Linked DNA regions of Homo sapiens: region 1 is linked to region 2. The links are chromatin loops, found by intact Hi-C in ENCODE. Cell type or tissue: Caco-2. All regions are shown on one strand. Each heading gives the region's core, and the rest is flanking DNA. Links, peaks and the distances in the headings are about the cores only.

The links. A loop is a pair of places that touch in the nucleus more often than their neighbours do. Peaks named below come from ENCODE experiments on the same cell type or tissue, not always from the same donor. Only the 100,000 strongest peaks of a DNase experiment are listed, where the experiment ranks them.
Region 1: a loop joins it to region 2, with 12 times the contacts of the local background. A loop is called at or near these places in 83 of 110 quality-filtered maps.

What each region holds. Positions count from the first base shown.
Region 1 is chr2:56,185,915-56,194,929 of GRCh38, forward strand. It overlaps CCDC85A (coiled-coil domain containing 85A), which reads left to right. Exons shown (of 6, transcript NM_001080433.2): 2 at 6,563-7,526. Among named protein-coding and RNA genes, the nearest start is that of CCDC85A, 6.4 kb to the left of the region's middle. In Caco-2, for the core only: a CTCF peak has its summit at 5,858 (motif pointing right); a DNase peak (open chromatin) is centred at 5,917.
Region 2 is chr2:56,743,904-56,752,918 of GRCh38, forward strand. It overlaps the pseudogene PPIAP63. Among named protein-coding and RNA genes, the nearest start is that of CCDC85A, 560 kb to the left of the region's middle. In Caco-2, for the core only: a CTCF peak has its summit at 5,433 (motif pointing left); no DNase peak of the experiment used is centred there.

The DNA.
Region 1 (9,015 bases), core at 4,329-6,828, 560 kb before region 2:
ACTTCAGGGAGCAAATTCCCGAAGGCACAAGCTGTTCTTTTCCCCTTTCCACTCCTATCCCCACATATCAGACAGTAGATGCTGTTCCGGAATTGCCTCAGTGCTCCAGCTCTGGGATTCTGGGGCAAGAAAGAGTGGGAAGAGTGGAATGCTCAAGGCTCACCTATGTGCTGGGCCCAGTTCAGGTGGAGATGGCCGTCTCCCGAGGCCGAAAGTCATTGTCATATAGTCCCTAGAGTGGGTGCAGGTAGGAAGATTCCTCCAGTCAGAAAAATGCCAAGGCTTACTCTCTCCTGTGGTTGAATTCATTACTAACAGAGTGTTTATTAAGTGCCAGTCTCTTTGGGGAATAGAGGCAGGCTAGTGTAGTAGGAAGATGATCTCAGAGGTGGGTTTGAATTCTAGAAACCTCATTTGCCAGGAGGGTGAGCTTGGGTAATTACTTTCTCAGATCCTCCTTTTATTCACCAATACAATGCAATGATAATAACTTTCTGAGGGTGTTATGGCAATAAGTTATGATTATGTAGGGGAAGGTTTAATACTTGACTATAAAATGGTAGTTACTGTCATCAGGAAAGGACTTACAAATCTATGGCTGTGTGTCCCCAAGATTTTGGTTTCTTAGGCAGAGCTGGACAAGGGGGCATTAGTTTGTCATCCTCTAATTTGAGTTTCTTCCATGGTCTGAACAATAGTGTGATTTAGAAGAGTTGGAAGAGTTATTATTAAATGTTTTAATAGTATGGAGCATCAAAATAATAGCTCAGAAACACTTGAAAGTTCCTTTAGGTTATGTGGATTGACTGTGTGTGATGTCTGTGTGTGGGTAGGGGAGGGGAATGGTAGAGTGGGTTGGTAGAGTGCCTGGGCTTCATTCCAGTAGCTTCATGTAGAGAAGTAGCTATTAGGTCAGCTAAAGGCCCGTACACCCAAGTAAGAAAGTCTCCTTGTGATCTAGATTCATGACCTGGCATTAAAAGACTTGCCAGTCTACTTCCTTATCAAGTTCAGAAATGATGGGGGCAGGTTGCTTTCTGATGCAGCTTCTACTCTTCTCATGTCATCCCTGGGCTGCTGCAAGGAGCGGACTCCCAGGCTTCTGGCCCACCCTGGGTGTGCTGTGGTTTTACTCTTTGGAGAGGCCAGCCTTCTCCCTTCTCTTTTTTATTTTGGCTCAGAGCTTCCTTGGACACCATAGTAATCCATAAATGTGGTTGATTGAATAAATGATGGGTACATATATTTATTTTGGCTTAACTGGAAGAAAAGAAGTATTTTTTTTTGTTAAGGGCGTGGGGGAGCGTCTGAGGGCTTGGCATTCTCAGTTGAGAACTATAAATGTAGGGGAATTAAGACCATAATACATTTTCTTTTTTATGCCTCTTTCTATGAGCTGACTTTGAAATTGCATCTAAATATTTGTAAGGCTACCAGGTGTTATTGTAGCTGTGGACACAGGAGATGGCAGCATCAGTTCTTTACTTTTCAGGGGCCTGTGGCCGGGTCCTAGCACTGATTGACTTGTTTGTGTTTAGATATTTGGGAGGCAGGGCAGTGCAGGGGCCCTGAGAAGTGGAAAGATAAAGAATTTGGATTCTGATAATTTGGGCAGCTTTGGCCAATTGTTAAACTCTCTGTCTCTCGGTTTTCTCATCTGCTCATGGGGATTTTAATTCCACATGAGGTTTTATGAGGATGAAATATACCATAGATGAAGAAACCCCAGTGAAGTTAGATAGTTTTCTCAAGGTCACACAGACATAAAGTGTTCAAAATCGGCCTGCTTTCCTTTTCTTTTGGCTAGTTGACATTCTTTGCTTAGAATGTGTGGTCCTGGAAGGGGTGGATGAGGGAGATTCTAGTTAGGGTTATGTTGTAAGGAACTGGATTCCTGAGAACCATGTCTTTGGACTGCTGAGCATATACCAACACTTCAGGCTGCTCTGACCCAGTATCCCAGTTGGGGGCTGATTCGGGATGAATCTCTGTAGATTTGTTTTCTTCATTGCATTAATTTCCCTCCTTGGTTCCTAACCCAACCACCGACCCGCCCACCACCCTGCTCTGCAGTGAAGCAAAATAACAAATTAAAACAATTATTTAACTGTAGATACAGTACTTGATAGTCTTCAGGCATAAGATTGAAATTTTGGTTGGTGTGCTACGAAGTGGACTTAACCTTTTAAAAGTCCACTTAGACACTTGGATAATTTCTGGTGGCCGGTGGCAATGTTAAAAGGACACCTAGTGTTTTGCAAAAGAAAGCCCAAGTCTTAGTGAGGCAGATTTGAAGAAGCTGGATCACAAGGTTATTATCAAGCTGGCTGCTTAGCTGTTCATCAGAAGGCAAAGGAAATAGCTCAGAACTGAATAGTAAATAATATTCTCAAGAAAACTAATAATAGAAAGAGGGAACTGTGATATAGAAATGGGAGTGGGCCAATACTCACTCCTATCTACTCCATCTGGAGTGCTGAGAAGTGTATGTTTCACTCCTTTTGGAAAAGGCATTAGCTCCGTGAAGCCGAGGGTAGCACCAGTCCTGTTTACTTTCCAGCTCTAGAGAAATCAGAAGTAGCTGTAGCATAGTCAAAGGGAAGTATTTTCCTATGAAAATTTGTTTAGATGAAAGAGAACATGACTTGAGCTTTCTATCAAATGCCAGGATTAAACTAAATGTTGAATAATTTTTGGAGCTTAGAAAGATTAATTTTCTTTGTTATTGTTTTCTCCAAATATCCACAGCTTCTGATTTCCTGTAAAGCATCAGTATCAAGGGATAGTTTATTTTCTTACTACTGTAGGCTCTGACATAGCTAGTGCTTGCTGAAAACAATAAGAAATTCTTCTCAGTAGCTATAGCTGTAGCCTGTTTTGGCCAGAGGCCTGGAGCTTTATATGGTTGATCAGTCCATAAACACATATTGAGTGTCCACTGTATGCAAGGCACCATGCCAGATATGTTGCATATTCAAAGAAAGACTTTTGGAATAGACCCTGCTCTCCAGAAGCTAAGATGTCCACATTAGAAAGGAGAAAAAATTGATGTCTAGTGATTGTTCTAGCTAGAGTGTGATACAGGCCTTAAACAGTGAGTGGGAAAGTTACTTCATTCATTCATTCATGGGTACTTTTCTGTGCCGGGGGAAACTTCTCAGAGGAATCTCTCCTCTTAGGTTCATATGGGGTAGAAGATGATATTTTCTAGTTGGAATGCACAGACGTAATCATAGCTCATAATTAGCTGGCAACTAAAGGTGGAAAGGCAAGGGACAGCCTTTCAGGCCTGGCTGAGGGTCTTATTCATTTTCCCTGGCAAAGGAAAGGTGATGGGGATTGATAAACAGGAGAGGCAAAACATGCACGGGGTATTTTTGGTGTTTTTTTTTTTTTTTGAGACAAGGTCTCACTCTGTTGCCCAGGCTGTAGTGTATCGTGATCTTGGCTCACTGCAGCCTCCTCCTCCCTGGTTCAAGCAATTCTCCTGCCTCAGGTTCCTGGGTACCTGGGATTACAGGCACGTGTCACCATGCTTGGCTAATTTTTGTATTTTTAGTAGAGACAGGTTTCACCACGTTGGCCAGACTGGTCTTGAACTCCTGACCTCAAGTGATCTGCCCACCTCGGCCTCCCAAAGTGTTGGGATTACAGATATGAGCCATTGAACCCAGGTGTTGTTGTTTTTTGTTTATTTTAAATTTCAACTTTTATTTTAGATTCGGAGAGTACACTGTGTGATGCTGAGGTTTTGGGTATGATTAATCCCATCTTCCAGGTACTGAGCATAGTATCCGATAGTTTTTTAACCCTTACCTCCCTTCCTACCCCACTAAGAGCCCCCAGTTTCTGTTGTTGCCATCTTTATGTCATGAATAGCAGGGAGTATTTTTGAAGGTCTGATTGAGGAGTGCTTGTGTTCTAGTGGGTGAGGGGAAGGAGTGGATGGTGCAAACAAAGGCAGGGAGGCTGCCTGGGAGGCTGTTGGCAAAGGTCAGGCCTGAAAACAGAAAGTGGCAACGAGAAGCAAAAAGGAGAGGTGGGAATTAGAAGCAAAGGAACAGAGTTGTTGGTGATGCCAAGAATTAGAACTGGAGTTAGAAACTAAGCTGCATAAGCTTCTTCCTAATACCCACAAATTCACTCCCATGACTTTAGGAAGTGGAGGATGTGGTTGACAGGTGTTTTATAATTTGTTTTTTAGTCTATGTTAAGGGCAGTGTTGAAATCAGCCTGAGTGTAAGTGAATTCAGCCCCCTTTCTGAGTACCTCTAGTTCTGGATCGGTTCGCAAGACCAAAGATTTTTCAGGCTTTTTGAAGCAGTGAAATCTTAGGTAGCAGCCCTGTAGCTGCCCCTGTTTCATCCTTACCAAACTACAGTGCCTCAAGGAACTGCTGGCTCCTTGACTGTATGCATAAATGGAGAATAGGTGGGAACTCTACTAGTCATCTTAAAAATTCCTTGGCTTCAGGTATTTGCGCAGGGAGTGCTGTGTTCTCCATACACAGAAGTACATAGATGAGGTCTCTGTTCTTGTGACTCTAGAGAAGATGTAGTCTAGAATGAATGGTCATACTCACACATTTCTTCTTACAAATTGCAGTAAGTCTGAGGGATGATGGTAGACCATAGATTGGGGGTGGACCTTCTATAGAATGGTGTCTATGGGGAAGTGACTTATAAAATGAGACCTGATGGTTGTCTAGAAGGCTGGGGAGAGCATTCCAGGTGAGAGGGAAAGGCCTTGCCCTTTGAGGACCTGAAACACAGCCTCAGTGTGTGATGAGGAGGGGTGTTCCCACCTTCTCCACTGCTACCACACGTCCAAGCCACCATCATCTCCCTCTACCTGGACCAGCCCAGGAGCCTACTTGTTAATCTTGCAGCTTCCACTTTATCCTGACCCTCCCTTCTTTCCTCCCCTACCCCAGTCAGTCTGTTTTCCACACAACTATGGAGATTCTTTGCAAAAGGAATCATGTAATGTCACTCCTCTATCCTCAGCTCCCTAACAACCCAAAGCCTTTCCCGTCGCTGACCATGCCATGCATATTCTAGGCCCTGATGCCTCTCAGACCCCCTTTCCCATGTCCGTTGACTTGCTCTCTGTTCTTTAGACATGCTCACCTCGCTGTACTTGAGCTCTTGCTCTCATGCTGGTCTTAGGGCTTTTTACTTGCCCTCTCCCTGCCTGGGATCATCTTCACTCAAATGTTGGCTCCTTCATTCCACCCAGGTGCCTGCTCAAATGTTTCCCTTCTCTGTAGCGGTATCTTCTCTTGAAAAAGAGTATTCTTTAACCTGCTTCAATTTTCCTTCCAGAACTTCTCACTGCATGACGTTATGCTCTATACGTGTTTTTTGCCAGTCTTTCCCACCACAATAAAAGCTGTACCATGTCAGGGTCTTTGCTGTGTCCACTGATATATCCCTACCACCTGGACTGGTACCTGGTACAGTAATAGATGTTTACTGAGTATTTGTGAACAAGCAAGTGAATCATCACTCATGCAGGAGAAGTAGGCAGAATCAATGTACCTGGAGCCTTGTGTGACTTAAAGGATTTTGCATTGTATCCTAAGGGCCATGAGATTAAAGGATTTCAAACATGGGAATGACAAGATGAGCTAAATTTTGGAAGTAGAGCTCCAAAGCCTTGTTTGGTTTTGAAATGGAAGGTTGAAGGAGAAGGAGATGCCAGGGATGACCCCAGGTTCATATAAAGAACAGTGGAACAGAAAGAGGGGGCATTTGCTGAGAGGTGCAGTTTGGGGAGAGAGGTCTCTTAATTTAAGGCTCAGGTTGCTTGAGATAAGTGAGAGATGCCTGGGAGATGTTCAGGTGGGTGTGGCAAGTAGGGGTTGGATGTGCAGGGCTGAAATGCCACTAGAGGGCAATTGTGCCTTTCCCTACCAGGGGAATTGGGGCTGCATATTCCATGTCAGGGCTGAAGATCTAAGCAGTGCTTGCTGTTTACTCTGTTGAAAGGTCTGTTGTCTCAGGGCTTTTAAGCATTTCACAGGTCACAAGCAGTTATTTTTCTTTCTTGAGGGTGAGGCAGGGGAGCCTTGTTTTTATCTAGTGACTGATTTCTTGATAATGAACTGGTTGCTCCCTAACTACTGACCAGATGAACTTGGACAAGTGAAGCTTTGTGAGGTCCGATTTCCTCTTCTGTATAAGAGCCATAATAATTATTATCCCCTAAATGTTTGGGTAAAAATTGGATGACATAATGCAAGTAAAGTATTGTGCAGGGATAGAACTGATACTTAAGTTAGTTTAATTTTTATGGCCATACTAATTATTATCCCCTAAATGTTTGGGTAAAAATTAGATGACATAATGCAAGTAAAGTATTGTGCAGGGATAGAACTGATACTTAAGTTAGTTTAATTTTTATGGACAGCTACAAATCTTCAGCTTCCTCCTACTCCCTCACCTCCTCCCCTAACCTCACAGGTAATTCACCAGTTACAGGCTCTCCCTTTCCAGGAAGTCTGAGCCTGCTGACACCTCAGATGTGTACTTCCCTTGAATGGTTGTGTCTCTCTTTTCAGGATATCAACCAGAAACTCCAGGAAGACAACCAGGAACTGAGGGACCTCTGCTGTTTCCTGGATGATGACCGGCAGAAAGGCAAGAGGGTGTCTCGGGAGTGGCAGAGACTGGGTCGCTACACTGCCGGGGTGATGCACAAGGAAGTGGCCTTATACCTGCAGAAGCTGAAAGACCTGGAGGTGAAGCAGGAGGAAGTGGTGAAGGAGAACATGGAGCTCAAGGAGCTCTGTGTGCTACTAGATGAGGAGAAGGGTGCAGGCTGCGCAGGCAGCCGCTGCTCCATCGACAGCCAGGCCAGCCTGTGCCAACTCACAGCCTCCACCGCACCCTACGTGCGGGATGTGGGTGACGGCAGCAGCACCTCCAGCACTGGCAGCACTGACAGCCCGGACCACCACAAGCACCACGCGAGCAGTGGCAGCCCGGAGCACCTGCAGAAGCCCCGGAGCGAGGGCAGCCCGGAGCACTCCAAGCACAGGAGCGCCAGCCCCGAGCATCCACAGAAACCCAGAGCCTGTGGAACCCCAGATCGCCCCAAAGCACTCAAAGGACCTAGCCCGGAGCACCACAAACCCTTGTGCAAGGGCAGCCCCGAACAGCAAAGGCACCCGCATCCAGGGAGCAGCCCCGAAACGCTGCCCAAGCACGTGCTGAGTGGGAGCCCGGAACACTTCCAGAAGCACCGGTCAGGGAGCAGCCCTGAACACGCCAGGCACAGTGGAGGGAGCCCGGAGCATCTTCAGAAACACGCTCTTGGGGGGAGCCTAGAGCATCTCCCCAGAGCCAGGGGCACCAGCCCGGAGCACCTCAAACAACATTATGGAGGGAGCCCTGATCACAAACACGGAGGAGGCAGTGGAGGAAGTGGAGGCAGCGGCGGAGGCAGCAGGGAGGGCACCCTCAGACGGCAGGCACAGGAGGACGGGTCACCCCATCACCGGAATGTCTACAGTGGCATGAACGGTGGGTCAGTATGTGCTGGGGTGCTGCTTGGGCTGGGGAACTCAGTAGAGAGTTACGAATGATGATGGACTTTCCAGCCATGTAAGAAAGTGCAGGCGCTAGCTAGGGAGTGGGTTTGGGGAAGGAGCAAATGTTGGACCCAAAATCATGATATGGGGTTCTTCTCCTCCATCTGTTTTTATTCTAAACAGTTATCAGTCAGTGTGAAGAAGTTTGGGGATGAGGGTTTATGGGAGGGAGAGGAACAGTAATTCCTTAGGACCTTGAGTTGTCAAAGGGAAATCTTTGGGTATTGGTGATAAAAAATAGAACCATTCTAAGAGTCTTTCATCTTAAACCTGAGCATTTTCTTAGTGGTGTGTGCTGTTTCCTACCAGAGCTTGTTTGTGGAATGGTTGCCAAAAGGATTTTGAATCCAGTTAATAGGTTATATACAAGAAGATATGAATATTTCTATGAAAAACCAATAACATTAAAAAAGAAGTATGATGTTCCTAAACAGGCTTGATGCTGGTCTGCCCAAATGGCTATAAATATGCCTGACTTTACCTTAAGGATTTTTTTTCCATTGTGTTGGAGGCCTGAATCTGTGACATTTCTTTGCATCTAAAACGCATCAGCTGATTCCCTTTCTACTCACTCAAAATCCACCAACACTGTCATCAAACTCCCTTATACATATTCCAAATAATATGCTGTCTTACACTGCAAGAGACATCTTTCCTGGTTGTTTGAAAGTACCTTTTTAAAATGTACAGATGTGTTTGGACACTCTTTTGGTTTCTAAAGCATAACGTCCACTACATTTGCTGAGGCAGTGCTAAACCTGAGCTTTTAAACCTTTTCGAAGAGGTTTAATTTTCTGCATCTTGGATCTGAAACCACTTTGCACTTGAGAGAGAAAAAATCATTTCTTAAAGAATAAAAAACAAAAAAACTCCACAATCCTTTTATGTTACCTATGGTTGAGTTGGATCTAAAACGATTGATTTTATATACTGTGGGGTTTTGTTTTCATTGAAAATATCTGAGGGTTTTTGCTTTATTTGGAAGGTGCTCTGGAGTCTGCAGCCAGCTCCAAGCAGTAGTGGAGGAGGCTGCCAGTTTTAGCAGTGACAAGAAGGGGTAAATTTCAATATTGTATTTGGGGATTTACCTGTTGGATTCCATTTTATCCTAATCCTTTTCTCATAGTGCTGAAAATTGCCTCCAGAAACTTGACTTCAAATGCATGCAATGTTCTTTTAAGCACAAGTGGAAATAAAAAGGTTGGGAAAGATGAGAGGCTACTGCTTTCTCTGTCGTTGGGAGGTGGAGGCCCAGAGAAGCCAGTTTACCTGTTGTCTTGAGGCGTCCTGGCTGGTGCCTTTCCAAGGTTGAACCTTCACTCACTCTTCCCAAGAGCCGTGGAGATGCTGCCCCCACCCCCACCCCATTGCTGTGGGCAGTCTTGGCTGCCCAATTCTGTACAAGAGATGCAAGTCATTTA
Region 2 (9,015 bases), core at 4,264-6,763:
CACTAAATCACATCTCTGTACTGTGCTGTTTGCTGTAACTCCGATCCTTTACTGTCTGAGACTACTACAGTCACCTGGAGTGGAATCCTCTAATGTGGCCACTCCAGTTGACCTTTGGTGTCTTCCTGTCATTTAGCAATCCTGTATAGACTTGGCATTACTATTGCCTCTCTGGCTGCTCATGATGGAGGGTCCAATTTCAGCAATTTTGATTTCTTTCCTAGGTATCCACAGAGATATGGTCATGTCCTCAGTCTCTCCTTCCCTTTCCAGTTGATACATGTGCTCGTGCTACAAGCTTTTCCAGCCAGGTCCTCCTTGGCTGTCTGTGTGATGATGAAGTGGGGTTAGAGGGAAGGATAAGAAAAAATTGGAGGAGATAGGGAACTGTAGGAGCTCAGTGATAAAGAATAACCCAAACAACTTGCAGTGGGATGTCAAGAGTGGTGGCGGGGCAGGTAGTGGAGCAGAAGAGAAGTCTATTTGAGAGAGAGAGATAAATGACCAAGTAAACTGCTTACCAATGTCTCCAACATTTACATGATGACAACAGAAGCATTGATGTTTCATTTTTTTTGTTTAAGAAATAGCAAGGTGAAAGGTGAAGGCCTTCAACCTTGGGTGCACACTGGGAAGCTTTAAAAATACTGAGTCTTGGGTCCCATCCATCAAGAGATACTGATTTACTTGGTTAGGATTGTTGCTCTATCATCAAAAGTTTATAACTCTTCCTGGAAGTTCTCATATTCTGCCAAGGTTGAGAACTACAGTTAAGTGAATACCAGGATTTGATTATAATCAGTAAATTATTTTTATTTTAACCAAAGAGAAAGAGGTTCATCTTTAAGAGGCATTTTTAAGGTACCAGACACAGTGGTGAATACTTATATTATTAACTTTTTAAAAAAATTATCATAGTAACATTGTGAAGTGGGGATAATCAACCTCTTCAATAGGTGAAGGAAGTGAGGCCTACAGAGAAGTAATTTGCCCAAGGTGACACAGTTTGTGGAGGTGAAACAACCAGCTGGGACTCAATCACAGGTCTTTGTGATTTGTCTTTTTCCTTATCTTTCCTTTAAGACCCAGTTGGGAATTATAGATAGGTATCATGGATTGCTTGAGGACCTAATATTTTTCATGCTTTATGTCTAGGAATAAGAAAAAATAAATTCTATGTGTTCTAATTACCATAACCCCCAAGATTGTCTAAAATTAGGAGCCAACAAATTATAACCCAGCATCTATTTTTTACACAACCTATGAAGAAAGAATGTTTTTCATCTTTTTAAATGGTTGAAAAAAATTAAGGAAGAATCTTTCATGACCTGTGAAAATGATATAAAATTATAAATTTGGTGACCACAAAGAAAGTCTTATTGAAACAAATTAATTTGCTTTTGTGTTGTCTATAGCTCCTTTCACATTATAATAGCAGGATCAATTTTGGCGGAGACCATTTTATGTCCAGCAAAACCTAAACTATTTACTATCTTTCCATTTACAGAAAAAGTTTATTGACTTTTTCTCTATATGAAAACCTTATAAATATAAATAAATAAAAAAGCTGATATATCCTGCAGAGAATTCCCTTTCACATTAAAAAATATTTAACAATACAAAACAATTTACAAGTTTCCTTTAAGGTATAAACTCCCCCAGTGACTTGAAATGTTGGTATGAAAATCATTACATGATCACTGTTCTCATCATTCCTTCTAAGAGATCAACTTTTTAAGATTCATATATGAGTGAGATCATGAAGTATTTGTTTTTCTGTGTCTGGTTTATTTCACTTAACATAGTAACCTCTAGATTCATACTTGTTGTTGCAAATAAAAGAATTTTGTTTTTAGTGGCTGATTACTATTCCATTATATATTTATACTACATTTTCTTTATTCATTCATCTATTGTTGGACACTTAGGTTGATTCCAAAGGTTATTATGTGTCAATTAGAAATTAAAATTAGGTGACCCTGGGGGTCAGTTCTTAGAGAAATATAAAGCCAAAGTACCATGAACCATTATTCACTGATTGATCATAGGAAAATGTAAAACCTTTGCAGTTCACATCACTAACAACTGAATATTTATTGTAGTAACTCCATTCACTTTTAGTTTTACTTGTGAATTAAGCAAATCACTGCATAGTTCTGTTTCTATTTTTGGCATCATATAGCTTTTACCAAAATTTCTATTTTCTTAAATATTGTTGTATACATTAATTTTTTTTCTGAAATGCATCATCAGTAATATGCTGTCTTTAGTGGAGCAACTATACCAAGAGTTTCTCAACATGTGTTCCTTCAAGCACATGCATGAGAATCACAGATCATGCTTGTTTTAAATAGAGATTCCAGGGTTATAGGCCAGACCAACTGATTCAGAATTTCTGAGGGGTGGGTTCAAGGTTTTGCCTTTCAACAAGCTCACCAGGTAAATCTCATGCACCTTGTAGACTGAGAATTTCATGCTACATCATGGGTGAGAATATTCGCAACCATACTAGAGGCATAAATTTGGAGGAGTATGCAAACAGGGTGTAGAGACTCCTGCAGAGAAGTAGAGTTATATCAGGTCTCTGTATCCTCATGTGGTGTGATTGGAAGCTAATATGAAAGCAATCTTGCTAATAAGAAGTAGAATCACCCAAGGGGGCAAAGAAATAATAGAGATGAGGAAACTCGTTAAAATAATGGAAGCTAAGATGGAAAGCTGCTAGTTTTCTTCTGCTTCATGAGCATATGGTTGATCTTAAGGCCACCCGCCTTCCTGGCACCCCTTCTTCATTGTGGAAATGGCAAACTGTGCCAGGCATTTATATTTGCTCCTCCAGATTCAACTGTATCCCTTTCTACCTTTTCCGTTAGCCACCTGGGGAGGCTGAGCTGTATTGACTACTATGAGAGGCTCTTCCCTCTGGCTTCTGGTGGGGTTTTCAGTGAAGTGCCTCAGCAGAAAATGAGAGGTAGGGAGGAGAGTGGGACTCTCTAACTGTGAAGCTAGCTCTATGTCAGTAGACTGAAAGTTATTGCTCTACTCAAGGTGGCCTTTTCTACATGATGCTCCACTGTCAGGTTGTATTATACACTTTTCCATTGTTCTCTTTGGTCTAAAGATAGTAATAGCTCTGTGGTTGCTAACCCCAGGTTAACTACATTTGTGTGTGTGTGTGTGTGTTTTCCTAGAATCTGCTGACTTGTTTATAAATTTGAAACCATCCTTATGACATCAGTTTTCTGTTTGGACCCTACTGAAACAGGAACCCAATGTTACATGTCAGAGTCCAAAAGGAGAGGAGGCATCATTTTCTCAGTGAGCAAAGTTTTATTTTATCAGTATGACAAGCTCGTTATTGTCTTGGAACCCTCTGACGTTCTATTCTTTCTGCTCAAGACTCTGTTCCCATGATTTGTTTGTCTAGCTAATTCCTGGTCATTTTAGAATTTTTACTTCAAAAGCCACTTTCTCATAGATGCCTTGAGTGGCTCCTCCCAACTAAACCAGTTTCCTATTATAATTTCTCATAATATGCTGTTTCCTTTATTGTACTCATCCATATTATAAGTAAATTTTTATACATTATCCTTGGGTTATCTACCACGCTTGACTCTAATCTCTGGGAGGACTCTGACAAAACCTTCCTTTTGCAGATGCTTACTCAAATTTTGTTTAATAAGTGAATGAATAAAATACAGGTGTCGTAGAAAAGTTCACTAAGTTGGCTTTTTTCCCCTGGGAAAACTTATGAATATATATAAACTATATATATCAACATGCTATTTTCAGTGCTTCCATAAACCCACATCTTTTCATTTGACCAATTACACTAATGCTCACATGGACGTAAATGTCTCAGGTTAAAGGTAATTAACTTATTTGTCTCAAAGATGCTTGTTTGTTTTATGAGACATTTGCTATAAGAGAGAAGGCAAAAACCTATTGTCGAATAAACTGTCAATAGTTTATAAAGCAATAATAAACCATATTAAAGAACAATTGCATGGCAATTAAAGACTGATGCTGGCTTGAACTCTGAATAGGCATTTGCATTTTCCCAACAAATGGAAAAAAGGTCAATGGGATCCATCCTTCCCATTTTCTTCTCTCCAAAGTGTTTCTAATCAGAGTTATTAGCAGACATCTATTTATATTAAAAGGCATTCCTGTACAGAATCAAAGTGCTATACATTTTTATGAGGCAAACTTGCCAAGATTGCCATTTTTTATTTGCTGCAATGAAAGCAACTTCTAGAAATTCTCTTTCTAGATATTTTGTAACATTTCCTAAATTGGTAGCGTAGATTAGAAGGAAAACAAATTAATCAGTCCAAATATTTGAAGGTAGAATGAATACTGAGGACTCCTTTAGGTAATGCCCCATTTTTAAAATTCCAATTCCTCATAATGTGAATTTTGATTTCTTTATAGTCGAAGACTTGGAGGATAGTTAAGATTCCCCCACAGATCTGTAAAAGATATCAGTCTTCCTTTTGTTTGCATTTCTCATTTTATCAGTTCACAGTCCCCACCTTGCTTTAGTTTTTCCCTGCATGGAGCAGAATGCCCAGGTCTCAAGGACTCATCTGGTTCTCTTCTTGACGGGCTGCAGTCAATGCAGTTTCCCTCTTGCTAGCTGCCACCCCAGGCTGAGAAATTATGCAGCTAACTACGCTTCTCCAAGTCATCACACGCCTAGAGACATCTTTCTGCATTGTACCAAATGTCACTGTAAAGAAAAAGAAAATCAGAATCTTCCTGCATTTCTGTATGGGCTGGTGTTCCTCCTTTATGAGTAATTTCAGGGATCAAGAGAATATTATAGGCCCTATTTAAAAACAATTTCCCTGTATGGGGTAGCACACAGCACAATGTTAATCATTTATATTTCAATGTGAATAAGACTGCCAGATGCATTTTGAAAGCAGATTTTTATAAGGAGTGACTTGGTGTTGGGGGGGGTGGTGCAGAGAAAACATGAGGCCTATGTGAAGCCCACAGCAGCAGAAAGGAGACATGGGGGTTCTCAACCTATTGTCTACTGTCCCCTAGATACATCCCTTACTTCAGTCTAATTTCAACGAACATTATTCTATTTTGTCAAGTACTGAATGTGTTCCAAATAAAATAATATGCCATGAATTTTCTCTATCTATGACCATGCCAGAGAAGCAGTTACCTCATTATTAACGACCTTTCAATCTTTCAATGTGTATATATATATATGCACAAGTTTTAGACTTGCCATTATTCATATACAGGTATATTATATATATAATATATATGTATATTTTCCTTAATATGAGTTAAAATAGTATGTGGATTCAGCATTATACAAGGCAGTAGGATGTATAGCCCTGTAAGAACACAATAATATGTGTGACTTTGTACCATTACCTTTCAGGAAATGCATGAGTAACATTTACGTAGCACTTCAAAATTTGTACCTCCATCTAGTGGTAACTGATAGAAACAACATATTTTTAAACCATTTGATTTTGGAGGCACTGGGAGAAGAAAAATGGAAAAAGCTCTTGGTCAACCAGCACCTGTTATGAATTCAGTAACATTTTGATATTGAATAGAAAACACACAGTGAAGGTAAACATGTGGTAGGCAAAGGGAAGCAAAGGAATTTAACACAATGAATGGCTGCATAGGCTAAATTTATTCAGGATGGTTAAGCCAGGATTTCTAGCAGTGCTTATATTGGGAAGATCACATAGGATGAAACGATGGCTGGTTTATTTTGAACATGAAGAGGAGGGTCAGGGAATTACTCCCATGTGATCTTCTTGCTGAGAACATCACCTAATGGCCAGCCTTCTCCATGACTTCCCAGAGTCAGTGTCCTTGATGGCAAATAATGTTTCAGATAGGTAATTTGGGGACATGAAAGAATCTGTTGGTTTCCTTAAGTGTCTCATTTTAAATCCTAGTGAGTTGGAATCTCAATAAAATTATATCTCAAATTGATATAGAAGAAAAGGATATCTGCTTATAGACTCTGAGGCTGCCAAGGAGTAACTCTTAGTTAAGAGAGCAATGTGTTAAAAATGTGTAAGTTTTCCGTCATCAATTTTCCCAGAGGTCTTTTCACATGAATTCTTCCAAGGATAAGGTAGAACAAGTTTTTGAGATAGACAATCTGGGTTTATTTTTTAACATAAAAAAGACAAAATTTTCTTTATTTTATCTTGTTTTATGTGATACAAGAAAGGATTGCTTAGCTTGATTACATTTCATATAACTTCCTTTCCACTATGGATTGGAAAAACTAGTAGCTCTAATAAACTTGACAACCAAAACATTTATAGTCACATGATTTATACAAAGTTCATGCTGTTTGACATTGCAGATGCCACCACTGCTCGAAGCCGCATGTCATCAGCTATGGTCAATCCCACCATGCTTGTACATTGTGGCCTTATGGTAAACCTTTAGTCTGTGTCTCTTCAAGCTGTTTTCAAAGTTTCAAAGAAAGCAGAAAACTTTTGTGCTCTGAGCACTGGAGAGGAAAGCTTTGCTTGTAAGGGTTCCTGCTTTCACAGAATTATTATAGGATTTGTCTGCCAGGGTGGATATTTCAAACACCCTAATGACACTGGCAGCAAGTCACTCTACCACGGGAAATCTGATGGTGAGAACTTCATCCTGAGCATGCAGGTCCTGGAATCTTGTCCATGGAGAATACCAGACCCAACACAAACAGTGCCTAGTTTTTCACTGCATTGCCAAGACTGAGTGGTTGGATAGCAATCATGTGGTCTTTGGCAAGGTAAAAGAGCATGAATATCATGGAAGCCATGGAGTGCTTTGGGTTCAGGAATGACAAGACCAGCAAGATTACCATTGCTGACTGTGGAAAACTCTAATAAAGTTGACTTGTGTTTTATCTTAACCACTGGGCCATACCTTCTGTAGCTCAAGAGAGCACCCCTCCACCCCATAGGCTGGCAATATCCTGTATCTTTGTGCTTTTGCTGCAATTCTTTGGGTTCCATATTTTCCTTATTCCCCTTCACATCTTGCTGGATTGCAGAGTTAAGTCTATAATTATGAAATAATAACTAAATAACCAAAATTGAAAAAAATAAAGCTCGTGCTGTTTAGTGTGAATTGCCTCATTGTTGTAAAACTCTTAAGAGTCACTTGTAAGTGCTGTTTCTTAGGCATTGCCTGCACTGGCAGAATACAATCACCTGGAAAACCCGTTGCCCAAAGAACTTACCTCTCATTCCATGGACAATTAGTAAGATTTTTATATTTTAATTTTATGTTTGAATTCATGACTTGCACCATAAGTATTTTGTTTCTTGACTTGATCTTGCTTATTTGGTCACTCACAATACAATGGTGATAATGACAATACCTCAACTTTCTTTTGAATATTTATTTATTCACTCATTTATTTTGATTTTATTTTAAAAATTCCTTCTGATTTAAATGGCTTTTGGATCAAGCACATGCTTTTTTTCTGTCTATTTATGCATTTTTTTAACAAATGCTTATTCATCATGTTCAGTATCTTGTCTGGAGTTATTTTATGGGCGAGAGGCACTCTGTGTGTGTTGTTGCCTCAAAAATATCTATACCAAATGTGAAAGGTGTAATAACCCCTGTCATAATGTTTAGCTTTGAGGACTTCTTACCTTTCTTTTAGTTTTCGAAAGATTCCTGCAAATGGTTAGACTGTTTGCAGTCATAACTTACCTTCCCTGCAGGATTCTGCCAGCTATAGAAGCAGCACCTTCCTGCCGGCTCTTACCTGCCCAATTCTGTCCCTCTGAGGGAAGATCCCACCGTCTGTGGGAAAACACACTGATAAGCCTGAGTGATAGCCCAGGGCAGTTGTTTGTGGGGTCTATAAAAGAGCTTAGGCACTTAGGCTAGGTTGTTCACATTGTATCTGAGAGGCCACCTGCAATGTTGGGCAGAGCCTGGGTAGAAAAAAAAGTGGGTGAGCTGCAGGCTATTGGCCAGAGGCGAGTCAACCACTTCCAGTGCTGTCAAGCTGAGAATCTTATGAAGACAGGAGGATAGAACATATTTTATTTGGCAGTCTAGTAGTTCTACTTATAAATGTTAATTATTTAGATGTATGTTACCTTGATTTCATTTTTTCTCTTGCCCCAGTCCCACAAAGTTTAGTATGTTTCTGATAGTGTCTTTCCAAGTGCTACCTCTGCTCTGCCCCCGCTCTGCTGGGTCCCACTGTCTCTTACCTGCTTCCTGGGTCCCACTGTTGCTCTCCCCAGTGGCTCTGTAGCTACTTCACCAGGCATCAGGCCTTTTATTTCTCTGCCTCTTTGTGGGTACTAGAACCCTCCTAGTAGAGAGGTACACTTGGCTCCAGGTTTGTCTTAATGTTGTCAACTCTCAGAGGTGAATCCAAGCAGTGCTGCATGTGCCTCAGCATTTGGAAGAGACATTGGGTGAAATAGTTCCTTTTGCTTTACACACAAACTTCTCATATCTCAGATATGAGTCCAGTAAAGACAGACAAATCCCTGAGAGAGAGAGAGAGAGAACGAGATTCAAGTTAAGTAATTTGCCTAAAGTCATATGGACATGTGACAGAACTTTGCTTAAACCCATGTTTTTGACTTCAAATATAAACTCTGTATGTGATATTATGCTGTCACTTGTTTTTATTTTATTATCACTTAATTATTGCCTTTTGAATTATTTGCTAATTGTTTTACTTGTATTTATTTGCCTTGTCTATTAAGACTGTAAACATTTGAGGGCAAAGTCAAACATTGCCAGGGCACTGTATCTCCCATGGCACAGAGAATAATGCTGAGAACATAATAGATGCTCAGAATAAATTATTGGAAAGCATAAGCTTTGTCTTTGGGATAATAATCTGCTGTGTCAGACAGAAAGGCTTCAGAGTGAAAGAAACCTGTATTTATGTTCCTGTAACACAACTTTCTATTTGTGAGAATGTGGGCAAATTGCTTAATCGAAGACTCTTTCTTCAGCTCCAAAATGGGCATAGTAGAAAAA